Linked DNA regions of Mus musculus: all the other regions are linked to region 3. A link is a loop called in an ENCODE intact Hi-C map of the cell type or tissue named here. Cell type or tissue: left cerebral cortex. All regions are shown on one strand.

What was found. Peaks named below come from ENCODE experiments on the same cell type or tissue, not always from the same donor. Only the 100,000 strongest peaks of a DNase experiment are listed, where the experiment ranks them.
Region 1: a loop joins it to region 3, with 2.2 times the contacts of the local background. A loop is called at or near these places in 4 of 42 quality-filtered maps.
Region 2: it touches region 3 in a loop (4-fold over the local background); 5 of 42 quality-filtered maps call a loop at or near these places.

Annotation. Positions count from the first base shown.
Region 1 is chr1:63,445,747-63,453,746 of GRCm38, reverse strand. It overlaps Adam23 (a disintegrin and metallopeptidase domain 23), which reads right to left and starts at 7,856. Exons shown (of 26, transcript NM_011780.3): 1 at 7,335-7,856; 2 at 5,799-6,019. The coding sequence starts at 7,536. In left cerebral cortex, no CTCF peak of the experiment used is centred here; DNase peaks (open chromatin) are centred at 3,511, 7,206 and 7,906; H3K4me3 peaks cover 1,378 bases; H3K27ac peaks cover 1,292 bases.
Region 2 is chr1:63,268,941-63,276,940 of GRCm38, reverse strand. It overlaps Zdbf2 (zinc finger, DBF-type containing 2), which reads right to left and starts at 3,672. Exons shown (of 7, transcript NM_028673.1): 1 at 3,469-3,672; 2 at 1,763-1,845. It overlaps Gm11608 (a long non-coding RNA gene), which reads left to right and starts at 3,685. Exons shown (of 3, transcript XR_865482.2): 1 at 3,685-3,737; 2 at 7,415-7,508. In left cerebral cortex, no CTCF peak of the experiment used is centred here; DNase peaks (open chromatin) are centred at 3,036, 3,783, 4,090, 4,420 and 1 more place; H3K4me3 peaks cover 1,728 bases.
Region 3 is chr1:63,176,503-63,184,502 of GRCm38, reverse strand. Ndufs1 (NADH:ubiquinone oxidoreductase core subunit S1) reads left to right here and starts at 7,681. Exons shown (of 19, transcript NM_145518.2): 1 at 7,681-7,917. Eef1b2 (eukaryotic translation elongation factor 1 beta 2) reads right to left here and starts at 7,672. Exons shown (of 6, transcript NM_018796.3): 1 at 7,212-7,672; 2 at 6,627-6,749; 3 at 5,938-6,064; 4 at 5,605-5,671; 5 at 5,130-5,255; 6 at 4,017-5,045. The coding sequence starts at 7,291. The coding sequence ends at 4,891. It overlaps Gpr1 (G protein-coupled receptor 1), which reads left to right. Exons shown (of 3, transcript NM_146250.2): 3 at 399-1,932. The coding sequence starts at 429. The coding sequence ends at 1,490. It overlaps Gm26457 (a small nucleolar RNA gene), which reads right to left and starts at 5,826; the gene lies at 5,749-5,826. It also overlaps Snora41. In left cerebral cortex, CTCF peaks have their summits at 1,676 (motif pointing left), 3,255 (motif pointing left) and 7,787; DNase peaks (open chromatin) are centred at 2,083, 3,256, 7,457, 7,746 and 1 more place; H3K4me3 peaks cover 1,489 bases; H3K27ac peaks cover 1,076 bases.

The sequences.
Region 1 (8,000 bases), 270 kb before region 3:
CACCTCCTCTACATAGGAGCTTCTTCTTAACACTCGGTGGACCTGTCACACCCAGCATCTAGGCCCACTCTGCCCTTCAAAGGAAACCACCATTCTCTCCCATGTTCTGTTATTTTATCTTCTCCAAGCACTTGTCAACACTTCTAATTAACAGGCTGGTGTTGTTAGTAGGCTTGTCTGTGCCCCTCCCCCCACCCCCTTTGGAAGGTAAGCGCTCTGTGAGCCACAGGATTGGTGTTGGACACCATGCTCATTTCCTGAGCCCCCTCCTATGACTCACCCCATGACATGGAATAAATCAAACCCCTGCATCTGTCTCTCCTGTCTATACAGCCTCTCACTTCTGACACTCACTATCTCTGTCCACCAAGAGCTCTGCCCAGGAAAGAGGTGGATTCAAACCCTGGCTCTGTCTGCAGCTCTCTAGCTATTAGTCCTGTTTGAAGACACCAATGATAAATCTCAACTGCTGCATGTAAAATAAACCTTGGTCACTAGATTTCTAAGGAATTGTGAAGGGCTTTTGTTCTTACTAGCCACACTCCCATTTCCGGTCTCTCACATACCTAATGCACTGTCTGCGTCCTTCTCCTTACTCACAAGACTGAAATGCCTAAAAGAAAATTTGCAAATGAAGCAGGGGGGCCACTATAGAGGTGTTTTTGCAAGTTTAAATAGTATAAGCATAGGTTTAGCGACTCCCACAATGGCAAAACTCAAGACTACAATTACCACTCCTGATGATCTAGTCAAGTACAAAAAAAAAATCTAGAAGAATCTGTAGGCTATTTGTTTTTAATTTCAGTGTGATTATAACAGGAGATGTACGGCAATCACTCAATTCTTTCTCTATATATTTTCTTATATATGGGTGTTCCATGTCCCACAATAGTGAAACTTCCTTTTAATAAATAAGGATCATAAAAACATATACTCCGTACTTCTAAAACTATATAAGAACATCTTGCAGGAGAACTCCTTGGGACTTCCTTATGCCTTACTGCTCTTTCTGTTGTCCCATACTAAGGAAAACGGAGCTTCTGGCTTCTAGAAAATCAAGAACTGTGGGACCAGCCTTGCCCTGAAGTAAACTCAAATGCATAATCACTACAGTCCAAATTCGCTTACAGCTGACATGACCCTCTGTGGTAGACATATGTTCAGCACACACGAGTGTCTGGATTCAACTCCCAACACCAAAATAAAAAGGGAACTGACTTTACTAAACTCCCCCGTTTCTCTCTTTAACCTGGAATTGTGGGGAGTAGGGAGTAGCCTGTTTACCTAAAAGTCAGTTGTGACAAGAGGTAATTTGTTTAGGTGACTCCAATGATATGTGGGTCACCCTCCCCGACCCTAAACTATGCCTCGTGTCCCTCTCCCACTCCCTCCCTATCAGACGAGAGACCACATAAAAGACAAGTAAATTTTGATCAACATTCTCAGGAAAAGACTTCCCAGCATCATCTTAAAGGGGAGTGAATGAATGAAGAATGAATGAGTCAGTTTCTCCTGCTGTTCATGTTTACTGTCCGTTAGATTTGTATACTGTATTGATGATATATTGTTATGTGTAATAATCATATAACGTCGCATAGACTCATAAAGACTGGCAAGTCTTGATAACAAGCAGGCATAGGAAAATGCAAAGCTCTTCTTCCATCCTCATTCTCACTCAACACTCAACACAACACTGTTGGCATGAGTTGCCCCGGTCTTCTTTCCCACACGCCAAGCAATCTGAGGATTCTCCGCAATGAACAAGCCAGGTCCTCTAATTCAGTTTTGTTCAGACACTATCCATCTGAATGAAGATAGTGTTAGATCTCACAGGTTGGAGGTTGACTCCCACAAGACTTCAGATGCCAATCACAAGCTCCAAGCTAGGACCTGAGCGAGCAGGCTATAAATCAGGCCTCTCAACACTCCCTCAGAGTTGACTGACTTGCTAAGAGAAGCTCACTGAATTCAGGGAAAACATTTACTAGTTGCCAAAAAAGACATTATAAAAGTGACAGGTTAAACAGCCAGGTGGAAGAAATACACAAGGCAAGATATGAAAGAAAGGTATGAGCTCTGGGCCTCCGCAGGTGCCACACCCAGAATCTGGTCCCTTTGGGTCAGAAGCTTTGGAGAACCTTCATTTTATAAGTGTGGTTGATCACGCCCCTAGACATTGATGATCAACTATATCTTAAGGTCCTTTCCAGATGGCTGAGGATGAAAGTCCCAACCCTTCAATCACACCTTCATCTTTCTAGTGACTAGACTCCCATCATAAAAAACATCTTAGAAGGCCCCAGTCACCAGGCATTGTCACATTACCCCATGAAAGAGCAGTCTCTCATCACTCTGATGATTTCAAGAGTCTGTGTGACAGAAAATGGGATGATACCAAATATATATTTTCCAGTACCCACAAAATTAAAATTCTTCATTACCATGCCCTGATACTACTGCTATGTAATACTAAACTGACATCTTAGGTAGTAAGGAGATTGCTATAATAAACGATCAGATAAGATTGCCTATCAAAAAAATCTTAATTTGGAGAAGTACGAAAAGTAGAAAGAAAACCTAAGGTATCTATTCATCCCCTGCCCACTCTCAGACTGGCTTGGTTTTATGCCTCATATCCAGGTACAGTTATAATTGTTCCCTTCTCTCAAAAATGGAGCCATGTGGGCTTTAACTATTTCTTCAACATCACTCTATGCAGACATTGAAATGATTCCCGTTCTCATTCACTTTCAATTGCTGTGATAAAACACCATGACCAAAGCAACATGGAGAATGAAGGGATGCTTTGGCTCACACATGCCAGGTCATGACCTATCACTGAAAGAAGTCAGAGTAGGGGTTCAAGGCAGGAACTGAAGTAGAGACAGGAACTGAGGTAGAGACCACGGAGAAGTGCTACTCACTGACTCTTGTTCCATGGTTTGCTCTGCTTGCTTTCTCATATACTCCAGGACCATCAGCCCAGGGGATCACTGACCTGAGGAAGGGGGACCTCCCACATCAATTGTTAATCAAAAGAGTGTCCCCAAGATTTGCTTGCAGGCCATCTGATTAGGGCATTTTCTCAACTGAGATTTCCTCTGCCCAAATGCTCCTAGTTTGCGTGTCAAAACGACAGATCAAAAAGGAAAAAACAAACAAACAAACAAAAACTAACCTGCAAAATTCCTAAGCATTCTTTGACATAGAAATGCTAAAGCTTTCAGAGCCAATACCATATACACAGGTCCACCACACATCCAGCTTTCAGACTATCCCTTTATGAAAGAGTTAATAAGCATTTCAACTTTCGTGGCTGTTAAGTATGAAGGACCCATCCACACACAAGATTACAAAACTTCTTCAGACATAAATGTGGAGCGTGGCCTTGCAACCTAGATTTGGAAATGTCCCAGTCCAAATCTGCACCCAATCACAGGGATCCATGGGAGAACCACAGTGATTCAGCATTTCTAAGGCATTCATTAAAATGTGCTTGCCTGCAGCAGAGCCCGAGCAAGGACAGGTCCCAAGTACATGGATATTAAAATCAAGTTCTTTTTTTTTAGAAGCAAGGATGAGGGGAATTCTGTACTTTCTCGTTGTGACTTTTAGAAAGCAGCTGAGCTGGCAAGTGTGTCTGCTATTCAGCAAGTCATCCTAAGATCCAGTGGAAAACACGAAACACGTCCTACTGACCAGTCCACAGAAGCTTAAAGACCTAGGGGGAAAAGGAACTCAGAGATCACAAAAGGAAAAGTCAGGGTGCAACCAAATCAGATTTGTACTATAAATCTAACCCAGGCCTCAGAATCTTGCTTATGTCATCTCGGTGTCTCCTGGAGAATAAATGTGGCTTTTTCACCCTTGAGAACCCCATCATCTCTTATCTGTGAACCTTTACCATACAGCTTTGCATATGAGAAATAAACAGATGTTTATCGAATTAAGTTAATAAGAAAAGAAAAAGACTGTCAAATATCATGTCTGTCTAAACGTTCTTTTCAAAAGTAGAAAAGAAGTCAGGCTACCAGGGTGAGGAGAGTCAAGAAATTCAGTCAGTCCAACAGCAAGCCAGTACTCCACAGGAGAAACCCATTCATCTACATAAGTGACAGGTGAAAGGTCAACAGACCTGATTATCATAAAGTCAGACATATGCAGTAAATGGCACCCATAAACAAAGCAGCCATCTAAGGCTAGACCATAGGACCAACATTAGTCATAACATCCAACGCCCACGTTAAAAAGAAGTTTCACTGAAATCTCTTTCAGATCTCAGCTGTGGAGGCTTTAGACCTTCTTTAAAGCAGGCTTTGAGGTAGCTATGGGCTTCCTCCAGTACCCTGTACAAAGGCCCTAGAGTTTAAGAACTATAAACAAGTAATGCAATCTATCCCCGACTTAGCATAGGGATCACTTATAAGGGAAGCTAGCTGGTCCTCACTGCATGTTATCAAGGGGGCCTTGGGCATCTCTTCCTAAAGACAACATCTATTCCTTCTATCCTTAAGACATGAAGTATTAGTTACTCCACTAAGTTACAGAAACCTTCTAAGCGAAAGGCCTGCTAGGGGAGAAGCTCACAGTCTCAGCCATGGTGGGCAACACCCCCTTCAAAATCACACAAAGGTGGCTAACCAGGTTAACAAAGTTATTCAGTATAAAGGACACTTTTTCTCAGGGACTTCACTTGTTTTAAAAATAGTAGCAATTAACTGCTCAAACCTAATAGCTGCTTTAAACCGTAAGAAGAGTCCCACAAAGGCCTTTTATCCCTGTCTCCCCATAAATGGGGAGAGGCATGGCAGTCCTACCAATCACATGCTGATGCAAACCACGGACGCACTGCCTAAGTTCTACACGTTTAACCAGCTCCTGCTCGTGCCGGCTAAACAGGGACAGTTCAGAAGGCAATGTGTGACCTTATTATCATAAAGTCAGACATGTGCCGTGAAATCACGCCCACAAACAGAACAGCCTGTTTTCTGTGCCCAATGCAGAGCAAAGTTTCCACTACCGCACTGTGTAGACTTGCTTCAGATCCAAAATATCATTGGATCAAACAATAAGACCCAGGACAGGGGATTCTTTAAACTCTTGGACCATTAGATACTTTCGTCTTTGTTTGGGTATCTTTCTCAGGCTCCGGGCCACTTTCACGACCAACCTAAAAGGAAAGCCAATGCTCACCATCCATGCAGAGGGCCCTCAAGGGTGATGTCAATCAAAACTGGTCTATATCTTATATAAGTCGTTGTTTTCTGTTCTTCACAGTCTCTTGAAATGCTGAATTGTTTCCTGACAAGACATCATAGTAATGCTTCCCCCCGCCATGCCCAATTCAAGAAATAAAGTGAACTCAAGTGCAAGTTCTGCATGGAAAGTCTGCTGGGGAAAGGACAGCCACACTGCCTTCTGTGGACAGACTGCCAGGACTTATATCTCCTGGGAGGTAGCTTCCTGCACCTTTACATAAATGCTCCCAGAAACAAGTCAGAACTGCAAACAAGTTCACTCTATTGCTTAGTGCCAAGGTACCTGAGAGACACGGGGACCCAGTTTGTCACAGGACGTCTGAAAATGTTCAGTTTCCATTTCAGTCAAAGAGACAAACAGTAAACCCTGTCCCGGTCGATCCCAAGTTAATTCCCTCTAGTTTCTCTTCTACCATCGTATTAATTGCTTACTTAATAAAATGCTGCGCTAAAATTCGTGAAATCAGATTCTGGCAGAAAATCAAATGAAAAGAGAACTCCTTGTGGCAGCAAGTTGGACATATTCAGCCTCCTGCCTACCTTATTGTGTTTCTGTTGGTGTCTGGCCTTTGTGTCAAGAACATGATAGGGGCTTTCTGAGTCCTGGTTGATGTAATACACCAGTCTTGAAGGCAGTGTGATTTCTTTTTGCACTGCACTGCTGTAGCTGGTATTTCTGCTGCTGCTATTTTGTTGCAATGTGTTGTCTTCATCTGCCAGGACTCCCAGGGTTTTTTCTGCAGTTTCATTCCAGTGCGGAGCTGGGGGGGTTGGGGGGGAGGGAAGCACAAATATACACAAATACACACAGATACATCCAGTAAATATATAAACTCTAAAATACATCTTTCCATTAATTACATTAACAAAGTTTTCTATTGCTAAAAAGTTAGAAAGTGGAGACACCAAAAGACAAGTTACTGTAACAGTGGTTTGGCCTGGATAGGTTACACAACCATGTCCTGTACTCAGGTATATCTTTTCTATCCACTCTTAGAGCCGAACATCTGAACTGTAAGGGGTCAGAAAGCAGAATGCGCTTAGGGAAAAGTCAGCAACTAACATGCTCAAGGGTCCTGACCCTTGTCCCATCCCTCCTCAGAGGATGCAGCAGCTCAACTGTACCCATCTTAACATCACCTCATCTGAGAGCCAAGAACACTCCAGACAAAACTTGGGTCCTGAATTCATGGACACTGAATGTAAAGTGATACTTTCAAATATATTTGTGTGTGTGTGTGTGTGTGTGTGTGTGTGTGTGTGTGTTTATGTGTATTATGTGTGTGTGAATGTAGAAATATATATATGTGTGTGTGTGTATATATATATGTATATACACACACACATATATACATACATATATGAATGATTTCTATTTCTTTCTAACTTTGAGATGAGAAAAAAAACTGTTTTGCCATAAAGGGCTATAGTTGCTGGCAACTTTCCAAATTCTTTCTTTTTTACTGCCAAGGCCAGCTTTCTGCTTTCAGTGACTTCCAATCACCAGTGTGCTCAACATTGTATTATTCTGATTGCTCATTATGACAAGCATTTTGGGAAAACACAGCCAAAGGTCATGCGCAAAGAGTGTCTTGGAGACTTTCATTCTCTGGTCCCCAAATTATGCCTCTCTCACCTTAATTCCAACAGTAGGGACTAAACCTGGTGGGGAATTTGAGGGATCAAGCATTTGTCACTATTATTGCATGCCCCCCACCCCTCCGCATTCATATGAAGGTTCCCCAAGGCAAAAAGCAACTTGCTAGCTCACTGCATCTTCCTGTCACTGGAAGTTACATAGAGAGCGCTAAAGGACTCAGGAGCCACCAAATACCTCTGGGTGGAACCCACAGTCACTGGAATGGGTCTTTAGTGAATGCAACAGAAACGGACTTCCAAAAGTGAACCAGCATGAACCTGGGCTTGGGACGGACAAGGGTGGAGAGGTGGACAGGGAGGCGCTCGAAGGCCAGGCTGGGGACCCACTCGTCCGGGTTACACGCACCTGCGTGCCCTTCTCTCTCCTCCCCAGGGCCCCGCGGGGAAGGCAACGCAAAGGGCACCGGCCATACCCACCGCTGGGCGCAGCGGCCCCCCGGGCACGGGGCCGGGATGAGGTGGCGAGCGCAGGTAGCAGGAGAAGGACGAGGAGCAGGCGGCAGGGCGGCGCGCGGGCCGGCACCGGGCCGGCGGGGCAGCGGCCGGGGCCGCAGGAGGCGCCGGGAAGGCTGCAACCCGTCAGGGTCGGCCGCCGGGAGATGCTGCCGGGCGGCTTCATGGCTCATCGCTCCCGGGCGCCGGTCCGAGTGACCCGCGAGAGAGCCGGGCTGGGCTGCGGGGCGGCTGCGGGCGGAGCCGGTCACGCCGGCTGGGCGCGCATGCTGCGGCCGCGGGCAGGGGTCAGGGGCTGGGGTCTCGGGGACGGCGGCGCGCCGTCCTCTGCTCTTTCCGCCTTTCCGGGAGCGGCCCGCAGAGAGGGGTCCCCGCCGCTCCACCAACTTGGAGCCTCCTCCAGTGGCTGCACCCTCCCAGTGGCGGGCGCGGCCGCACCAGTGACTGCGGGGGTTGCTGCCGGGCCTAAGGATGCTGAGGAGGCGCGCGCAGGAGCGAGCGGCACGGGCACGCGCGGCGCGGGCGCGAGACTCGGGGACGCGCAGCGCGGTACTGCACCCCACCCTCCGGGAGCGCGCCCGAACGGGGTTTCGGGTGCGGATGCTGATGCTCTTGCAGATGCTGATGCTG
Region 2 (8,000 bases), 92 kb before region 3:
TGAGTAGAATTTCTTACAATAATGTTAGGAAAACATAGTCCAAGTAGAAAACTAAAGAGGTATAAAAAAAATAAAAGGTACTAAATAAGTACATTTGAATATAGTAAATTAGTAACTTCTGCTGAATCAAAGGCTTGATTTGAGAATTTAAGGGGCAGCAAAACAGAAAAAGTAGGTTGGGGTTTGACATCACAATATTCAAAAGCCAACCAAAAAAAGAATTTAGACAGAGTAGGAATTTCTTTACAAGAGGTATATTAGTGATTTTTTTAAAAAAAATATAAAAGAACAATTCACATTAGTTTTCACTTTAATGACCATTTTAATACAAACAATATTTCGTTACACAATTGTAAAAACACGTAAGTAAAGAATATAAACTACAATTCTTTCTTACCATTTGTCACACAGCTCAGAAAGGGAATGATATTGGACATTCTATGCAATCACCCTCTGCTTTTGTTTAAACATACGTGATAAGCACCTTTCCACACCATTACATATAATTTCAAAATGGAATATTTAAAGGCTGTTTAGTGTTTCAGTTTATTTGTGCAAGACAAAATCTCTCTTTATCCAACAAAATAAGAGCCAGTAGTTGGTAGCCAATAATTTAAAAAATACTTGCATATATAATCTTAATATTTTAATTTAAAATGTATAATATATATCAATTGAAAATTAGGTTAGGTTTTTTTTTGTTTTGTTTTGTTTTTGCTTGGATGTTTGGAGAGGTTTTGTCTCTTTCTTTCTTTCTTTCATTTTTTCTTTCTTTCTTTGGACAAATTAACCTGTATTCAAGACATTATTTTTTCCCCAGATTGTATGATGCACTCTCAGAAAGTCTCCCGTTCACTGCTGTAGAACAGGACAAGAGCCTAAGTCCATTTTCAAATCCAAGAGCAGAATTGTGATTGTTTTCCATTTTCCCAATCTCTTGCAGACGTCATACCCAGTTATACCTTTTCAAAGAGAAGCCTTTTTTTGTCCAAAACACTCCATTTATTTTCTATAAAAATTCTGATACTATTTGTTAATGACAATGTTCACACTCCTCATTTCACTGGTTTTTGTAACATCTAAAAATGTACAAGCCAATCTAGGGCGGTGAATAGAGATATATGAATTACCTGGAATGCTTCTGCTTCCCCCCTCACCCCACCCCCAGGCACTAAGGACAGAACCCAGCGCCTTGTGCGCTAGGCAAATGCTCTACCACTGAGCTAAATCCCCAACCCCTAAAAAATTTTTCTTGCACATCTGTGCAAGAGATAAACCAATAATATTGTTGAATGGTTTGGAATTATATTGTCTTTCAACTGACTATGTCATTCTAATGAAAGCTAGCAAAATTCGGAATCCTCATAGGAAATATTTCTCAACTGCCTGACAAAAGACATCAACTTAATTAAAAAAAAATAAGTAAGAAAAGTCAATAGAAGGATATGATTTTACATAAAACTCTCGAAGCTGGTTGAGGTGGTGCACACCTACAATCCCTGCATTTGGAAAACTGACACAAGAGGCTCATGAATTCACAGGCTGCCTGGACTGAATATTGAGACCCTGTCTCAAAAATTAAAAAAAAAAATGCATTAAAAAGTTAAACTACAACAAACAAAACCCTGAAATCTAAATTACCTGTCTACCAGTAGGAAATATGAGAAGCAATTATAATCATAACAATGGCCCAGCCATGTTTAAAAAGACCATTTTAATTCAGTGTCAGTTCCTTCATATAACACTAGCAACTAATTTTCACCTTTGCTTTTTTTTCCTTTTGGGTTATCCATGCTATGCTGGTTTCCCGATGGCGACAAGCATCCTGGACACTTCCATTGGGTCCTAATAAAATAATAATAGCTAACCGTGAGCACTTAATCTGAGCCAGGCATGCTGTCAGCAGCTTCAAATGCATTATCTTATCAAAAGATAGGAGGCAACCCGAGGTTTAGAATAAGGAAGGATATTGTTCCAGGTCTCACACCAAAAACAGGGTGGCTGGTGAAACTGAGCAAATGGTGCTTCAGTTCCTTAACATCTAGACATTTTTTAATAGAAAAATAGAATTTAATAGAATAATTTTTAGAAAAAAAATGTTTTAATATTAGGTGAAAGCAAATAATTAGCAACCAAATTTGGTACACTATACAATTATCACTACTCTGAAAACAAAAAAGGATAAAATTAACATTTAGTTTAATTCCATCATTTATACCTTTTGAGTGTTGAAAGTACTTTGGTGACTTTAAGGTTATTTAGCATGAGACCATAGGAAGCAATAACATTTTTATATTACAACCCAATGCTCGAGAGTGCGCGCGTACACACACACATGCACACACACGCACACGCAGTTTTTAAAGGTTTCACAAAACAATACCCTAGCTGTATACATTCTGGCATTTTTTGTTATCTTAATTCATTTTTTAATGTTAGTCATGAATAACTACATCAGTCTCTCAATTGACCAACAGGTATGAAAAACAGTGCCCCAAATTATTAGGAAGAGTAAACAATATGTTATAGAAACCGGTTGCTACCCTGATTTCAGCTTTCTTCCAGCCAATGGGCTGGCTACTGCAGTGATACGTAATCAAATTTTCAACGAGTTTCTAGCTAGCATGTAACGCTTTGGTTTCAGACCATACAGAAAAAGTCCTCGATGTATTAAGTGAAAAGAACGAAAAATAAACACCCACACTTATGTAAAACACGCACATGAAGCAAGTACATGAACGTATACATTCTCAAAAAGAAGGGGCTGATAATCTGAAATTGTTAATGGACTCTCTCTAGTGGATGAGATTTGCTACGGGCTTTCTCCATGCCCCTCGCCGCCCCTCGAAGCATATAACTGCAGCAAAAACAAATACACGTATTTAAAAAAAACAGTATCATTTGGGGACGAAAACCGTTTTTAGTGCCTTGCGACCTGCATCTTTTCTTTTTCTTTCCCGAGCTACCCATAACTGTCGTCAGAAAACCGTAGAACCTGGAAAGGGCCTTCTTGGGAGCAAGTAAAGACGACGATGGCGTCTCTGACCAGCTCTACACAACTGTTGCACGACGGCAGCAAAGCGATCGGTAACACGCACACACTCACACGACCCAGCATCGACGGTCCCCAGCAAAACTCCGCGGCGGGGAAGGCCGGGGACCGAGCGCGCAGGCAACGCGGCGAAGGGGGTGTGTGGACAGGTGGCGCCGAATGCCTCGCGCGGCCCGGTCCGCCCGCCGCCCGCCGCCCGCTGCCCGCCCTGGCCTCTCCCGCGTCCCTGCCGCCACCAGGGCTCACCTCCTCCCTCCGCCGTGCCCCGCAGCCGCCCCGGGGCTGCGCGCCGTGAGGCCGCCCGAGTCCGTCGCGGCGAGCGCGGGAGTCCGGACGAGCCGTCCACGCCGCCCCCGGGCAGGAAGCGGGTTTCCCGGCCCGCACACCGCCACGGCCCGCCCCGCCACGGCACTCACCTCCGTGGATGCCTCCTGCTCTCCTTCCGGGCCGCTGCGGGCCGCGGCCGGCCTGGGCGCGCTGCCCGCCGCTTGGGTTCCGCCGCGCCGCGAGGACCCCCGAAACGTCCCGAAGCCGCCGGGCCCCGGGCCACGCCCGCCCGGAACGGAGGAGCGGAGCGGAGCGGAGCGCGTGTCGCTCGACGCGGGCTCCGAGTCGCGACTGGGCTCGGGCTGGCACGGGCTGGCCAAGGCACCGCAGCCCCACTGCAGCTCTGACGTCAGCGAAGGTGCGAACACTGGGCCCCTTCTGACGCACGGCCCGGCGCCGCCCCCGGCCCCCGCGCCAGCCCCCGCCGCTGCGAGCCCCTTCCTCCCGCTCTTAAAGCGCACACTTCCTGCAGGCGCCGCCCCACGCGCCCCCCGCCCGAATCAGAGCTTGGGGTTTGGGGCTTGGGACCGGGACCCAGAGCCAAGCTTCAGCTTTTGGAGAAGTTAAGTCCCAAGTGACCAGATGAAAAATGGCTCGCGAAGCAACATGTGAATTCGGGCAAGGAGAATGGCGTTCAAGGGGTTAATGAAGAGCTTGGTTGCCCAGAGTCTGCAGTGAGGTGCCTCAACCAAAAGCTGCTTTTCAAAGACCCGTTTACTCAGGGCTAGACACTGTTTTAAGGTTGCTATCGCGTTCTGCGTTTCACTGCTGAAGGGTAACTGTAAAATGAGTCCAATGAGCCCCCTTTAACAAAAGGGGAGACCCGGGTTCCTTTAAAGAGACAAGGTATTCAGACTTCTAATAAGCACAAGAAAGGGTTACGAAAATTAACAAATATCTGTTTGCCCTCAAGTACATTCACTGCCCTATCTTCTACAAAAGCAGTAGTGAGCAAAAACCAAGTGCTATGGGGAGACACAAAGCTAAATCAGTTACTACTGAATATGTACTAAGAGTCTGTGATGAAGAAAATAATCGTTACCTAAAATAAGAACAGCCTCTGAAAGCTATATTTCCTTCACACACACACATCCTTTTCTTTTGCAGACAGGGTGTTCACTAAGTAGCTCAGGTTGGTCTCAAACTCTTAATTCTCTTGCTTTGCCCTCCTAAGTGCTTAAAGTACAAGTACCGCTCAAGGCTAGGGAGCCATGCTTTATGTAAAAGTATTCGTGGTGCTGTTGGCACGGCCTTTCTGGAGACTCATCCCAGCCACTCAACACACAACACATTCCAGCCAAACCCTGATGTATATATTCCCAGTCTCTAGATTTCTTGTAAAACACCAAAAATACAAACGTCTTTAAGAGAAATGTTTTACACTTGTCAGCCTTGGAATTATCGACGAAACCCAGTCACGAATTAACCCTTTTCTCCTGACATAACTGTATTTCAGCTAAAGCACACATTTTTTTTTTAATCTTCCCACTTCAACATCTCCAAAATCAGAATGCATCTTAAAAACTTGGGGCCTCTTGATTTTGTTGGCCAGATGGCAGTATTGCTACCACATACAAAAGATGTGTGCAGCTGTTTAAAACTGTTCTTGCTTCAAACGAGTAAAAATGCATTGTTTAATGAAACCCGCAACCCTACAAGGAAGGGAAGTATTAGACATCTCGCCATTCAAACTTGAAAACAACTTGCAAGCTTCTAGCTCAAGACAGCTCAAGCGCACAGGAACACACACACACACAATAAATGTGGAAAAGATTTCCTGGGGAAAGGGATGACTTTTTTTTTTTTTTTGAAAGGAGGATTTTTCTAAAACCAAAATCAGTTTCCCCAGCACTTCCGAGATGAGGGTGACAAGATGGGCTAAAATCTATTGCCTTGATGCCAGTACCCAGTTGCTCAGCAAGAACATTAGTTCTCAGTGCTTTGGGGGACCTGTGGCTGAACAGTGAAACGACAAGCCCCACTGGGCAAGGTGCCATGTTCCTGCAATCCCCAGCACCCAGAAGGCATGGGGATCTCACATGTGAGGCCAGCCTGAGCTACCCAGCAAGACTTTAACTCAACACACACACACACACACACACACACACACACACACACACTATAAAGCTAATCCAGTACTAAAACAAAAAGGAAAAAGTCCACCTTGAATATCTCTTTTTTCTTTTTCTTTTTTTTTTAACTGAGTCAAGCAGCCCACTTATAATCCCTTTTCAACTTTAATCAGAAACACTGAAGAGAGACAAGATGGCTTGGAGATCACCTGAAGTCACTGACTCCTACTTAGATCAAGAAGGTGCCAGCGCCAAAATTCGAGGGAGAGGTTGGGCTAGCTGCTTGAATGACTAAGATCTTGTGCATTACTAGCAGTTTAAAACATTTTAACTTATATCTATAATTTAAATATTATACGGAGAGTCAGTATGCATGTGTAGGTATGCCAGGCACGGAGCTCCTACAGCAAAAAGACCAAGTAGAGGTCAGAGACTGAAAGAGCCACATCTCTTCATCACAGGTCCCAGGGTTTGAACTCGGGTTGTCAGGTTTACATGGCAAGCTGAGTCATCTTGCCTATCACCAGCATTTTCATGTCACAGAAGATGAACTGCACGGAAAAAAATCACAGCAATCAACAGCTGACTCAAAACATGAGTCACAAAAATTAAGGTCTGAATTTGAGAAAGCTTTTTTGGAACATCTTAACCACTTTTACTTCTATTTCTTCTTATATACACTAATGTATATATAATGTGCAAAGTCTGGGAGGGTGTTTTACATGTTAAGAAAATAAACTATCCCTGTCTTATGGGACACACATAATTTTTCTTCCAATGTCATCCTAGCCAACAGTATTAGAAGCAATGCCATTCTGCACCAGACTGCAGCCCATTCAGATCGGATTTCTGTCTACTGGTAATGAGTGATAGGCGAGTTCATTATCAACAAGAGAAGATCAAAAAGTTGTAATTTCCCATTTCCTTTTCAATCCATTATTGAGGTGTGCACACAGCAAAAACTCATCCAAATGACCTTAGTCAACAGGTTTCTTGCATCCCATCTCCTCCCTAGTCTTGGTGGAACAGGATCCTAAGTATATATTCTCTCAGATTGTCTTCCCTTTAATAAAAACAATGTTCATCTCTATCCAGAAATCACTTTCTGGTCATTTTAGCTAATGTTAGGCTAACACCTCATGGGGAAAGGCTGTACAGGTGATCTGGAGTTCACTGCTGAATCATATAGCAATTTAGACCTTCATCGACTTGGGGGTTTAGTATACCCCCCAAAATCTATTATCTTGTTCTTTATCATACCAATTTATAAACTTTTATACAATAGCCTGACATTTTAGCACTTTAAAGAATATATCGTAGGAGCCAGTATAGCAACACTTACCTGTAATCCCAACACACAAGAGGATGAGGGACCCTCAAGATGGTTCAGTGAGTAAAGACACTTGCCACCAAGTCTGGCAACTGGAGTCCCATCTCCAGAACCCACACATGGTGGGTAGAGAGAAGGAACTACTGAAAACTGTTCTCTGGTCTTCACACACACAATGAAATATTTTTAAAGAGGTTGGGGTGCCAGATGTGGTAATGCACAAGTGCGTTGTCTGCAGCCAGCCTGGCCTACACAGTGAGCAGCATTGGGGGGAGGGGGGGAGATGGTAAAGACCCTAGGTCAGAAAGAAAATGTTTTAAAAGGCCGGAGGATTAGCGGTTTGAGGCCATCTTAGGGATGTAGCACAACTTTATTCTCCAAACAAACATATGGAACAAAACAATAAAGAGTATATGTTGGGGTTGGGAGCACATGTAAATCCACCGTGAGTGCACAAGATCCTGGGTTTGATCATGGCACTACTAAACGTGTATTTGTCATCTTTAAGGGTTAACAATCCACTCACATTATGCATCACATTCAAATCATCAATTTAAAACAGAATGATTATAAATATGTGCATTCTGGTTCAGTTGTGTCCTGAGAAACATAAAAACATTCCATTTTAAATAGAGAGAGCACCATCTGAATGGAGAGAGCACCATCTGAATGGAGAGAGCACCATCTGAATGGAGAGAGCACCATCTGAATGGAGAGAGCAAGCAAGGTAATGCTGTCGGAGAAGCTGCGCACTGCAGCCTGCAACCACTATTGCTCAAACCTGTCACTAGCCTGAGTGAGGAGTGATGGTGGCTTTCACAACCCCAAATGGGACAGCTATTTCTATCAGTCACTCTAAGTCTGGGGGTGGGGGTGGGAGTGGGGACACTTGGGAAAGGAGGGGCAGAAAGAACTTGAGAGCCACAGTGTGGGAGATGTGCAGGAAAAAAAAAAAAAAAAGTCTTCTGTGCTTGACATAGCTGTTGCAATCACGAGCTCACCGAAGCTGTAACAATCCACATAAAACCTGCACAAGATTGGGCCTGTCTATATTTAATCATGGATGGGAGAAGGGTCCAAGAGGCCAGACCCTTCCCTGAGGGACTATCCACAGCTAATGGTTGATGGGGGAGGAGGGTGTCATTTTCTTCAGTGATGTAGTCACTGATGAGTGGCCAAAGCACCAGTAAATTACCTCCTCCCCACGCTCCAGCAAGAA
Region 3 (8,000 bases):
GGCGTCAGATCTTGTTACAGATGGTTGTGAGCCACCATGTGGTTGCTGGGATTTGAACTCCGGACCTTCGGAAGAGCAGTCGGGTGCTCTTACCCACTGAGCCATCTCACCAGCCCCAAGATTCCTTTAATGCACCATAATGGACTATAAGTGTTAAGGACAGAGGACTTGACCTGTAGAGTAGATCATTTTTCACTTAATTACTTAATCACAAATGAACTCTCAAAAGCTTTGAGTGAGTGAGTGTAGTCGGTGAACCTAGGACTTGGACATCTGTAGTATAAATGCAAGCCCTTCTAAAATCGTCATAAAATGGAGTATCTTTGGATTTATGTTCTTTCTATTCACCAAACCTAATTCTTAAGCTTTTCTTTTTCCTTTAAAATTTGCTTTTATAGATTTCCTTACTCTTCACCTACAAGATCATCATGGAAGTCTCAAAGGAAATGTTATTTGAGGAGTTGGACAACTATTCCTATGCCTTAGATTATTACTCCCAGGAGTCTGACCCGGAGGAGAAGGTGTACCTGGGACTCGTTCACTGGATCTCCCTGTTCTTATATGCCCTAGCATTTGTTCTGGGCATCCCAGGAAATGCCATCGTCATTTGGCTCATGGGATTCAAGTGGAAGAAGACAGTCACCACTCTTTGGTTCCTCAATCTGGCCATCGCAGACTTCATCTTTGTTCTCTTCCTGCCCCTGTACATTTCCTACGTGGCCTTGAGTTTCCACTGGCCCTTTGGCCTGTGGCTCTGCAAGGTTAATTCCTTCATTGCCCAACTGAACATGTTTTCCAGTGTTTTCTTCTTGACAGTGATCAGCCTGGACCGCTACATCCACTTGCTCCATCCTGGCTTGTCTCATCGGCACCGGACTCTAAAGAGCTCACTGGTTGTTGTTATACTTGTCTGGCTGTTGGCTTCTCTGCTTGGAGGTCCTACCTTATACTTCCGGGACACCATGGAGGTCAACAACCACATCATTTGTTATAATAATTTCCAGGAGCATGAACTCACCTTGATGAGACACCATGTTCTGACCTGGGTGAAGTTCCTCTTTGGCTACCTCTTCCCTTTGCTAACCATGAGCTCCTGCTACTTGTGCCTCATCTTCAAGATGAAAAAGCGGAACATCCTGATATCTAGAAAGCATCTCTGGATGATCCTGTCTGTGGTCATTGCCTTCTTGGTTTGCTGGACCCCTTATCACCTGTTTAGCATCTGGGAGCTCAGCATTCATCACAACAGCTCTTTCCAGAATGTGCTGCAGGGTGGAATCCCCCTCTCAACTGGCTTAGCCTTCCTCAATAGCTGCTTGAATCCCATCCTTTACGTCCTAATAAGCAAGACGTTCCAAGCCCGCTTCAGGGCCTCTGTTGCTGAGGTACTAAAGCGTTCGCTGTGGGAAGCCAGCTGCTCTGGTACAGTCAGTGAACAACTCAGGAGTGCTGAAACCAAGAGCCTGTCTCTCCTAGAAACTGCCCAGTGAGTATTGTGTTCCCAGAAAATCAGTGCAAAGTTTTCATGTGAGCCTCATAACAAATCCTTTCAGATTAGGTTGCATTCTGATCCACACTGATCATGTTTTTGTTCAGTTATATTTTTGCTTGGCTATAAAAGGGAGGATTTCTTCCCTGCAATTTAAATCATGTATCTTTCTGGCTGCCCTCTGGTGGCCGTTCTGATACTGACAGCCTAAAAGTTTCTTCCACTATTTTAGCCTGCGTCTGTTAATGTACTGCAATGTATGTATCAAATTAAGTCATTTTTATAGTGTATACCACATTATATTAATTATCTCTATTGAAAAAGTATCAGGCTGGGTTCTTTGTTTGCTTTTGCGTCATTTTGTGTACGCGTGCATGTTCATGTGTTTGGAGGTGTAAGCTGTAACTAAATCATGTGTTTCTCATGGAGACACCCACCTTTTATTTGTTTGTTTATTTATTTATTTGAGACTGGGGTTTTTCACTTACCTAGAGCTCACCAATGAGGCTAAAATAGCTAGCCAGCGAGCGCCAGAGCCTAGCCTAGCCTGGCTCCATCTCAACACTGATACTGCCAGTGCAGGGCACCATGCCAGGCTGTTTCTACTGTGTGTTCCAGGAGCTGAGCTCAGGTCTTCCTTGAATGCACTTTGGCTAAGCTGGGCCAGCTCTCCAGCTCCTTCACCATCACCTTTTCAATTACAAAAAAACCCAAAGGGGGCTGGAGAGATGGCTCAGCAGTTAAGAGCGCTGACTGCTCTTCTGAAGGTGGTGAGTTCGGATCCCCCGCAACCACATGATGGCTCACAACCATCCATTATGAGATCTGATGCCCTCTTCTGGGGTGTCTGAAGACAGCTACAGTGTACTTACATATAATAAATAAATCTTAAAAAACAAACAAAAAAACCCCCAAAACCTTTTATTTGGGGTAAGATCTATGTAGCCTAGGCTGCCTCCATAAACAAATTGAATTTACACGTATTTTAACAGTATTAAGTACATATACATTCAAACTTTTAATAATTTATAAAGTATTAGTTGGTTATGGATTTAAAGCTTCCATTCCTGTTAACTGTTTATTAAATAAGTTACTTAAAATGTCAATTTACTGTTAGTATAGATCATTTCTGAGTTTCTGGAATATAAATGAGATGGGGTGACTTGATCCTGCTTCCTAAGCTTGGAACTTCAAGTAGATAATGATGCAAATGGCCCTAGCTTGGAATCCTTGGACTAGCTACTCATTAGATCTTATTGTCCTTCCTCTCATAATTGTTCCATGGCCATGGCCAGGGTCACCAGACTTCCAAACTGCAGGCAGCATGAGGTCTGCCACTGAGTCACATCCACAATCCTCTGACAGGTTATGTCACACAGCATTGCTTCCACTATATTGAACTGGCCAAAGCAAAACTAGGCTGGTTCAGAACCAAAGGGAGGGGCCAGACCTCTTGCCCCTTTATGAAACATGCCTACCATTTTGTGTTCGCTTTTAGTCCTCTAGAACATCATGGTTACAGAAAATTCTGGCTAAATACAAGTCTGTAGATTACTAATAAACGTATTTCCAGATGGTATAGATGCTATTCAGAGAGCATGAATTGCCAGCATAATTCTATCTCCTGTTCTTTTGTTTACAGGAACACCAGTAAAGATGAATAAAATGTACCTTTGTCAGTGTTCTCCAGAATCCCCACGCACTATGGAGCCTTAGAATACCAAGTGCTGCCCTCTGCTGGCTCTCATGGTCCTGACAGGGCCCTTTCTCTGCTCTCATGCTTCTGACAAGTTCAGCGGGCTCTCAGGGTTCTGCCATAGCCCTCATGCTCCTAACACTGCCCTCTGCTGGCCTTCATGATCCTAACTTACCTAGAAAAAAACACCCACTGTTTTAGCCTGGGTCTGCTGTACATACATTCTCCTTAGTACATGCTTTATTGAGTCTATGTATCCGATTATAATACATATTTACAATGTAAAGCTTCCCTCACTGAAGGTAGTCAACCTAAAACCTGACCGAGAGCAAGAGTACTGTCTGAAGGAACTGGGCTAGTTAATCTTCTAGATTCCTATCTATAAAATTCAGAAAGCTTTGTTTTTAAGACAAGGCTTCTTTGTATACATGACTGCCCTGGACTCTGTGTAGTCCAGGTTGGCCTGGAACTAAGAGGTCTGCATGCTTCTGCCTCCTGAGCGCTGAAATTAAAAGTATACACCACCACCTGGCTCACACACATACACAAAGCTTTAAAAAAAATGCCCAAGCAGGGCTGGAGAGATGGCTCAGTGGCTAAGAGCACCGACTGCTCTTCCAGAGGTCCTGAGTTCAAATCCCAGCAACCACATGGTGGCTCACAACCATCTGTAATGGGATCCGATGCCCTCTTCTGGTGTGTCTGAAGACAGCTACGGTGTACTGATATACATAAAATAAAATTTATTTAAAAAAAAATGCCCAAACAGTAAAAATTATAGTAAATGTTTAGATATCAAAAATTTAACACAAAGCTGAAACTGCTGTGATGTATTTTTTTAAAAAAGATTTATTTATTATTATATCTAAGTACACTGTAGCTGTCTTCGGAAGCATCAGAAAAGGGTGTCAGATCCCATTACAGATGGTTGTGAGCCACCATGCGGTTGCTGGGATTTGAACTCACAACCTTCAGAAGAGCAGTTGGTGTTCTTAACCATCTCTCCAGCCCTGTGATACATTTCATAACGTACTTCTAGAGCAGCATAACCTCCCACAAGTGTCTCCAAGGAATAGCTTTGCGCATACTGCCTCCCCCAGCACTTCCCTCCATCTCTAGGTTGAGTTCTGAAAACCCACACTTGACCACCTTATGAGCCTACAATGTTCCTTTCAGGACACTTCCAAAAACTCTTATGTACAGGTGTTGTGCTCGTGGCCATCAGAGCACCTTCTAGAGTTTCGCTCTTACTCTATGGAGTGAACCAAACAGTAAGCAACCTCAGTGGCTATCATAGAGTCATCTCAGCAGCCCAAGATTCAGTTTTTCAGAAAGACATCGAAGGCATCTAGTGACAGTTTATCAATAGTATCATGTACTGCTAACAGCAAAAGAATTATTTCACTAATCACAAAAGTATACTCTAATTGCTAAATCTTTAATAACACATCAGTTCTTTATCTTCCTTTTAATTATATCTATGGTACACACAGTGTTGGCTAAAAGACAACTTCAGGTTGGTCTGGTCATCAAGCTGAGTGGTTTAAAAATGCTGAGCTATTTCTCTTTCCAGTTCAAGTTTTCGCCACTAATGAGTTACACTGAATCCTTTCCTTCAAAATGAAGACATACCATTTCACAGCAAAATGAAGAGCCAAGGGTTATCTTTCAAGCTTTTATTTAAGTGCACTGACTTAAGAATGATTTAAATCTTGTTAAAAGCAGCCACATCCATGGACTGTACGTAGTCCTCAAAAGCAGTAATTTGCTCTTCCAGCATATCCGTTCCAACCTTATCATCTTCAACTACACACTGTATTTGAAGCTTTTTAATTCCATATCCCACTGGAACCAATTTAGCTAAAAAAGAACATCAAGGGGTAAATGTTAGGAAATCCTTACGGGAAAACGCACAAATCCCTAAAACACAAGCATCACACTTACAGGAGCCCCACACCAGGCCATCTGCTTGAATGCTTCGGACACACTCCTCTAGTTTTGTCATGTCCGTCTCATCATCCCAAGGCTTCACGTCTAGTAGGATGGAAGACTTCGCAACAACTGCAGGCTCTAAGGAAGATTAAGAAGTGCACCTAAACACTCAACACTTTCACCATTAAGTCAAATCTCAAATTTGTTTTAAAACAGACCATCTTTTTGTCAAACACACACACAATTTGCCTTGTGTCTGTCACACATAATCCTCCTCCTGTGTGGCTAAGAAAGAGGCATTAAATTGTGTAACAGTTTCTTTCCCACAGAGGAATGCTACAACTGCTACCATAAAGACAGCTGTAGACCAGTAGCTGTGGAAGTTTTAAAATATTGACCCATTCAATTTAACTGGGGAAAATCCACTTTAGGGCAAGCACTGGACAAGCTCCTGAAATCAACACTACTAACAATGAAGATTACCCACTTTTAGCTTTCTTGGACTCATACTGTGCAAGGCGTTCTTCTCGTAGCTTCTTTGCTTCCTCACTTTCCTGTACAGAGAAAAGATGTTTCACAAAGTTGGTTATCTTCTGCTTAAATGTAGTGACAAGGTCATCACAAAACCCACCAGATTTATCAGAAAAAGCAAATCCATCAGGAGCTCAGCCGAAAGAAGGTGATTTGATTTTATTCATCATGTACCCAGTGATAAATTTTAAAAGGCAGACAATAAAGCCACGCCAGGATCCATCCAGGGAGTGGCTATGGCATCTGTCCTCAGGCTTCTCAATATGCTTGGATAAAGATGAAGTCATACCTCCTCATCATCAGATCCAAAGAGATCAATGTCGTCATCATCCTTAGCATCTGCAGCTCCACTTCCTGTGGTGTCTTCTACACTGCTAGGGCCATACTTGCCCAAAGATTTCTTCACTCCCGGCAGGCTTGAAAACAAACATTCTGCCACATTAGGTCAGTGTCAAAGCCCTTTCTAGGCAAAACACACAATCTTCCTTTCCCAGGAACTCCCACTCTCTTCTGGTTATTTAACCTTTAGCACAATCCCAGGCAAATAACTTTACTCTTCACCCATGGGAGACATTGTATTCAGTACTCACTACGGCTTACTCTTTCAGAATGAACATCTGTTTGAGATTTCATTAAGTATGCTCACTTCCATTCTTAGTGAACTGGAATCCACTTCCCCAAACTTCCACCCTTGCTGGTAGTTTCAGAAGAATGGCCAGGGACCGAATGAGCGAGCTACCCTCACACCCCAGCGGTGGCCCCCCCAGGTCCAAAGCACATGATCAGAGAGGTGTGGGAAAGGTGAACTGCGGTTGTCCATGTTCTACCTGTTCTGTGAGAAAATGGAGGACTTCAGTCTCTTGGCCTTGTAAGGTCACAAAGAAATTCAGCTCACACTAGGTCAGCAATGCTAAAGCCAACTTTAACCCGGTCCCTACTTTGCATGTGAAAATCCAGGTAGCACAAAGATACCTTTACCTGGCCTTTTCTTTTTCATACGACTTGATGTGATTATACCAACGTAGGGCATGACACAGGTCAGCAGGTGGTGGACCAGAAACTGCTTCAAATACTGCCACGTCTGCTTGTGATGGCACGTACCTGCCAGTGACACAAAAACAAGTGCACAGACCTTTAAAAGAAAAGACACAAACACTAGCTGGTAAATGACATAGCCCATATCCGTCAAGCTAACTAGTGAGAACAATTACAGGGCTAGCCTAAGTTGCTTCTCATTGAAAGGACACAGAACATGTTTGAATCTAGGCAAGCCCAAGAACTATCTGCCACCCAGGAGAACTCATCCCACCAGACTTGCCACAGGTTTCAACTAACAAACTAACTTGTCCAAAGACGCGGAAGAACCAGCTGGACGTGGGCACACGGAGAGCAAGCATCATCTCAATTATAATGCTGGCAGCCCCTCCCGGGAGGTCCCGCTCCATTGGCATCCCGGCCCCGGGAGCACTGACTCGGCGTCCCCCAGCATCCGGAGACCCGCTTCCTTCCCGCCGAGCCCGCGCCACGTGGCCCCGGCCCCCCAGCCTCTCGGCTCCTGCTCACCCCTCAATGTAGCTCTTGTCCGCCAGGTAATCGTTGAGCACCTGGAGGCCGGCAGGGGTTTTCAGGTCTCCGAATCCCATGGCGAAGGCTGGAACGGGGAGCTGTGCAAAAGCGGAGGACGAGAGCGCCGGGAGGCCGCGGCCAGCGCTGAGGGAAAAAAAGGACCCAGAGCGTCCGGAAAACTCCTTATATAGAGACGGAGGCGTTTCCCTCCGCCGCCCCGGCTAGAGGTTAAAGGTCAAGGTCCGTTCCTAGTCTCGGTCCTCCGCGTACCACTGCGACTTGGTAACTAAAGGGCCCACAGGTCGTCCGCCGGCCTTCCCTTGTCTTTGGAAGAAAATTAATAAAGGAGGCATTTTAAAATGCCTTCGCTCCAAGGACTCCGAAACGAAGGGAAACGCCCTCTGAGGAGCCGGAGTTGAACGAAAGCGCTCGGACGCAAGGCCTCGGCTACTTCCGGCGGAACTGCAGGTCCAAGTCGTCTTCTCCGCTTCCTCCCGGGCTCGCTCTCGGAAATTGCCGAACAGGTCCGAAGACGGGGAAAAACAGTCGAATCTGTGTTTCTAGTCCCTCCTGGCTTTCCGTCCTCCAGGTCGGGCTGACAGAGGTTGCCGTGGCCGCCATATTGACTTAGCGGCCAGGGTTTTGAGGGGTCAGGGAGACCCGGACAGGTCCGCGGAACTACTCGGTGGGCTCCGGAGGAAAGGTGAGGACGCGTTGAAGTGGGCAAGTTGAAGCGCTTCGAGTGGTGTTTTCTTTTTTGGCAGGTCTGCATCCCATAGGTCAGAC